Linked DNA regions of Homo sapiens: region 1 is linked to region 2. Evidence: chromatin loops called from intact Hi-C (ENCODE). Cell type or tissue: PC-3. All regions are shown on one strand. Links, peaks and the distances in the headings refer to the core of each region. The heading gives the core; the rest is flanking DNA.

Region 1 (2,914 bases), core at 183-2,682, 610 kb after region 2:
GATATTCACATAGTGTCAAAGTGCCACCCCTCGTATTATTCATTTCAGAGGGGAAAATTCTAATTTCTACAAATGTAGAAATCTAGTGGTCACTCCCTTAACCAAGCAAACGAAGCATCACCAACAGTGATGCAATACAACAAAAGATACACAACATCACTTCATGGTATTTCTGACCAAAAACTTCAATCTGAATCTACTCAGGAGAAAACGATCAGACAAATCCAGAAAATGGGACATTGTATAAGACAACGGGGCTTAGGGACTTCTCAATTAACAATGCCATAAGGATAAAAAGCAGAGGGGCTGTTCAATACTGAAAGAGACTTAAAAAAAAGACAAAATAAATACAAATATTTTTTCTGGATTGGAAAATAGCACAATAAAAAATAGAGCAATAAAAGATACTTCTGAAATAACCAGAGAAATTTAAATATGGACTGTATAATAGATGATATTAAATTAGCATTAATTTTCTTAGGAGTGGTCACTGTATTGTGATTATACACAATAGGAAACACAATGGTGCTGTATTCAGGGGTGAAATATCATGATATCTACACTAATTTGCAAGTAGATCAGTCAAAAAAGGCTTATGTACACAGAGATAAAGCAAAGGGGGCACCGTGTCAGTGAGTGACCCTAGGTGAAGGGTGTATATATTTTGATTGTCCCGTTCTTTCAACTTTTCTTTGGATTTGAAAATTTTTCATAAAGCAGGAGAGTGAGGTCAAGAGATTGCCCCAGGCCTGTGTGACCATCCTGGGCTGGTCAGACAGGGAGCAAATTCTCAGTGGGTTTGGCACATGCAAGGGGCATGAGGTGAGGAAAAGCCAAGCTGGGGAATGTGGATTGTGAAATGATGATTCTCAAAACCCTGGTGAAGATGCCTTCATTCCTAGGAGTCTTCATCCATAGGCTCATTCAATCAGGGGTCCGAGATCCTGTCCCCTTCTGTAGACCGGCCCTCCACATACAGGCTTCGTCCTCTCCGAGACCCCAAAGCAGCACTGAGATGCAAATACCCAGCCAAACTGATAGCATGATGACATGAAGAGATGTTTGGGAATTTTTTTCATCAAATGGACTAAATTGGCTAATTATTAGATTGGACACTATCATAGGATAGGTCTTGGAGAATGAAAAAAAGTTTACCTATCCTGTTAAAACCATTTTCTCAGCTCTAACTGGGCAAATGCCCCACAGCTTCATGTTAAATCTTGCCAAGTACCATCATGTCCCAAGGTGATGCTGATTCCTGGTCTCACAGCTGTCCTGGCATGAGGGCTCCTGGCCATGCCATGGTTGCCCGTCCCACGTGGCCAGGGGAGGGAGAGGTCATGCCGAAAACCCATGCAGCCCCATGGGGCAGAGACTGCCTGTCCTCCTTTTAAGACAAGTGATCACTCTTACAACTCACCTTTTGGAGAAATTGTGGTTTCGCCTGCAAAACAAGATAAAAGGGTGTTCATTGCCTAAGCCTTAGAAGCCAGAAAGACAATGCAAAACTTGCTGCAAGAGAGTGGCTTGCTTGTCATTAGCTTGCTCTTTTGGGTCTGACTTCCTCATGACTCAGCCTGACTCCATCTAGTGTTAGTTTTGGAAACTCGAATCCTGCTTCTCCTCTCTGAAAGTCCCTCTATTTGCAGAGGAGCTCTGTTACGATACCTGCCAAGAACAGCTCCCTGCACGTGGTGAGGGCGATGTATTAATTATCAGGGGTATAAACTCCCATCCAGCCATTGCCTCCCAGCCTCCCTCTCTCCTGGCCTTTATTTCTTGCCTCCCTCACCCACTTGCTTCCTCTAGCATCCCTTCATGTTTTCTCATGAACTTCGCTTTCAGAAAGTTCATTGTTGAATAACTATTGGAGCCATCTTTCCTGGATTATGGAAAATGCCTTCTATAGCCCTGATAGCTCAAAATAACCCAGAACTTCCAAAAAACACATATAACAGAGACGCTCCTCTTAGATGATCATGCATAAGAACATAAAAAGCACAGTGACTGCTCATTCAGCAGTGTTTTCAAATGGGTCTGTGTTGTATTGCTCACAGCAGCATCATCCCACACAGATGTATGTGTGTCAGAGTCCATCATGAATGGCCACATGCACATACACACACATATACACAGGCAATAAATGCACACACACATATAGACAGGCAATACATGCACACACACACATATGCGTGCGCACACACACAACAGGATTAAGGATCGAGCTTTGTGAAATTTCATTCTATGTGAAGTCCGTGGCTAAGATGTCCCTGAAGCATGGTCTGCTTCAAGGTCTGGCGATTTGCAAAGCAAAGTGCCTTAACTCAAAGTCCCCCTCAATGTGTGCCAGGAATTCAGATGGTCAAGGTAGCGTCCCTGTGCTGGGGGGAGCTCTAGTACTTTAGAGCCTTCCCCGTGGTGAGAAGGTCACTGTGCTAGAATCTCCACATGTTTCAATATTCCTGACCACAGGGGCTGAGCTGGCCACAGCAGTCTGTGTCCTCTGCCTGGGTACCTAAGCACCCAGCAGAGGGCCCCTGAGGCCACATGGTGCCAGGGTCTTCGCCATGGCCAACACAGCCCATCCATTCAAAACAGACTCCTCCTGCACTCCTCACCACAGATGCTACCGCTACCTGGACCCACAAAGGCAACAAAGGTTCTAGGAAGTCAATCCTTCTCACCCTTCCAGACTCCATCCATGGCCTCCTCATGTCCTCCAAGAGCCCTGTGTGAAAACCCTTATAATGGCCAGTCCACCCTGATTCCATGGTGGGAGATGCTGACTCAGCGCCCAACCCACAGCCATCTGAGTGCTGCCCTTGGGTCAGCGGGGACTGGGACACCCTCCTGGCCAGGTGCCGCAGCTGCACACTTAGGAGAACCTGTGATTGTGCCAACCCCCCTAGGGCTA
Region 2 (2,914 bases), core at 232-2,731:
CCTGAACTTGTTAATTCTGTGAGGGTAGGAAGGTGTCTTTCTTACTCCAAGGTAACAGATCATTATACAGAATGGCAGGACTACTGACTGTTCACCAAACCAGCCTTGCCTTCCTCCTGGAAAGAGGTGGACTCCATTTCCCAGACTCTCTTGCTCCGAGGTGTAGCCATGCAACTGCATTCTGGCCAATGGGCTGTGACGGGATGATGGGGCCACTTCCAGGCCTGGACCAACACATCTCCCAGGCATGATGGCCTCCTAGCATGGAAACAACTAGGATACTTTTGCAAGCCACAGGTTTCAGATGGCGAAACCATGAAATAGGAAGATGCTGGGAGATCAACTGCCTGCCAATCACAAGTGTTCATTTTTGACTTTATATGAAAGACAAATACATTCTTGTGTCAAGATCCTGAGATTTGGGGGTTATTCCAGCAGTTCACTTACCCTAATACAAAAAAGCTAAGCTCACTGGAGAATAAACATGAAATGGTTTTACTTTCCCAATAACTATGCCTATCACTTCCTACCTTCCCTTTGAGTCGTTGCTCACTTGGTGATTTTCCCAGGGTCCAGAGTGTGTGCCACTCTTAGTTATTCTAACAGTCTCATTAAGGATCTCTCCAATCCTTAATTCTGTTCCCTCACATCTGGTTCAAAGCTCTTTTTGTGCTGCTCCCCCAGCACTGTGGCCCTCACGGACTGGGGTGTGCTGGCATAGATAGGGGTTGCTTCTCCTAGACTCTTCCCTGAACTGCACCCTGGGCACTGGGGTGGGAAGGAGGCAGAGGGGAAATGTAGACCTTTCTTTGCTTGCCAGGCAAGGTTGCAGTTCCCTCCCTGGTGGACGGTGTTGTGAACTGGGGCAGGGGCACCCTCCCAACCAGCTCCTCTGGGCACTGGGGATCTGTTGTGCGTTCTGACCTCAAATCTCAGCTGACTTCCTGCAGGTGGCATCTTGCCTGTCTGCCCTGCACTATGAGAATTCTAGAAAGTCTGAGGGCCCATGTCATCCTCTTTTCTCCATCAGTGCCCAGGCCTGTGGTCCCACAGAGGCTTCACATTCTGCTCCTCTTGAGAACTGGATGCTTACGGCAGGAGGTGTGCCTGGCAGAACCCCATTTGCCATCAGTCCTCAGTCAGATTTTCCTTGCCTGGGTAACCATGAAAAGCAAATCTTGTGTGTAAGCAACTGTCCAAGCAAGACACAAATGCCAGTCACCCTTTCTCTCAGCCTCCCTTAAACTTTATAAGTGGTTTTCCTGCGTGTCCCCGCAGCTTCAGGGAGGAGACCGTCACCTCTGCCCAAAGCAATTGCTCCCACCTCTCAGTACGCTTTATATACTGACCATGTCGGGAAAGCAGTGGCAGGCCACAGCCACAAGAGGACAGAAGTCCCACTGGCACTAAAGCCCCCTTATAAGAGTGTTTTCTCTGTGTCTTGCTCAGTGGCTGGATGTGCAGGTTCTCAGGTGCTTTTGGAACCAGAGGTGTATGCTGTATCAAGTTCCAAGACCTCCCAGCCCAGATGGGAACAATGCTAGAATCTGTAGGAGGCCCCATATGGCCAGATGTCTGTGTTGGAGGGCAATTTTAGTGTGTGGCTTTGGAAGCCAGATGGCTTGGCCTCAAGCTCCACTCCTATCTAGCTGTGCTGGCTGAAAGGCTGGGGGTGGGCAACAGGGCCTGCACTTTCTGGCCCAGAACTGGCAGATCTCTCCACTAGATGGCACTCACAGTATAATGTTTCCTCATTTTTAATTCTACTTTGAAAACATTGTCATTTTTTATACCGTTGAATTGCACAAATAGAACTATGGCTTAAAATTTACGTAGTTAATTCTAGGCATGACCTTCCTTGGAATTCTGTCACATTTCCAAGAGTTGTCAAGTTTTTCCCCCTCTTGGGGGTGCTGGTTGGAGAGTGAGGGACCCATTGTGGTGTGACCAGTACCACAGGCCAGCACAGGCATAGCCTGGAAGTGATCCGGGGTTTGTCCTCCTTCCTCATATCCTGCCCTGATTTCCTGGCCTAGGCCCAGACCCCAGGCGGGGCTGTTAGGCTCCTTCCTGCGCCTGTTAGTTCACTGCTCACAGAGCCTGCCACCTGGCACCCTCGGAACTGTAGGAGAAGCCCCTTGTCCCCCCAGATGCACTTGCCACCCTTCACCCACCCAGCCTGGATTTCCTCTTGGTCTTTGCACATTTACCCCGGGGGCTGTGCTTGGTGCACACTGGCATGGCCCACTTGGTGATACTTCCTGCTCCTGCCCCCAGGTAACTGTGCTCAGCCTAGTGAGGATAAGTCCTTATTGTGCCTTGAGCTCAGGAAGAAAATGTCCCCAGACTCCCTAATGGCAGAGACTGACCCCTGCTCATCTCAGGGCCCTGCAAGGCTGGCTCAAAGCTGAGGTCACACGAGAGGTTTGCTGAGTTGGATGTGAATGGGTTTCTTGGCCTTCCTGTGACTGCACGTTGCTGTGGTTTAAGGTGGGTTCATCCAATCTTCTTATTCGTTTTTAGCCCCAACATGGCCTATAGCTGAAGCCTCAGTCAGCAACTGCTGTAACAGGAAGCCCACCCTTCTGGGGTCAGGCTGACCTGGGAGGGTCCAGGCTCCTGTACCTGCCAGCTGTTTGGCCTCAGGAGATTCACCTTACCCCTCTGGCCTGACATCTTCATGGGCTGTGAAGGATGGGGAGCTTTGCCAGCTGCAGCCAGAACCAAGCATGAGCTTCGAGTGCAGCCTCCCAGGTCCCATCTGAGCAGGCTGATAGGAAGCATCCTAAATCCGGAGCCCCCAGTGGGAGGGGAGCAGAGGGGACCACTCTTGGGCCCCGGGCAGCACTGGCATTGTGCTCTGCTCTGCAGATAGCTGCGCCGCACTCTGCAAAGGCTGACTGGACCGCTCACC

What was found. Hi-C counts contacts between places; a loop is a spot of excess contacts. Peaks named below come from ENCODE experiments on the same cell type or tissue, not always from the same donor. Only the 100,000 strongest peaks of a DNase experiment are listed, where the experiment ranks them.
Region 1: a loop joins it to region 2, with 18 times the contacts of the local background. A loop is called at or near these places in 7 of 110 quality-filtered maps.

What each region holds. Positions count from the first base shown.
Region 1 is chr10:49,160,179-49,163,092 of GRCh38, forward strand. TMEM273 (transmembrane protein 273) reads right to left here. Exons shown (of 7, transcript NM_001288740.3): 6 at 1,421-1,444. Among named protein-coding and RNA genes, the nearest start is that of TMEM273, 27 kb to the right of the region's middle. In PC-3, for the core only: a CTCF peak has its summit at 1,595; a DNase peak (open chromatin) is centred at 1,573; H3K27me3 peaks cover 170 bases.
Region 2 is chr10:48,550,309-48,553,222 of GRCh38, forward strand. The region is part of intron 3 of ARHGAP22 (Rho GTPase activating protein 22); the gene reads right to left. Among named protein-coding and RNA genes, the nearest start is that of ARHGAP22-IT1, 40 kb to the left of the region's middle. In PC-3, for the core only: a CTCF peak has its summit at 1,725 (motif pointing right); a DNase peak (open chromatin) is centred at 1,723.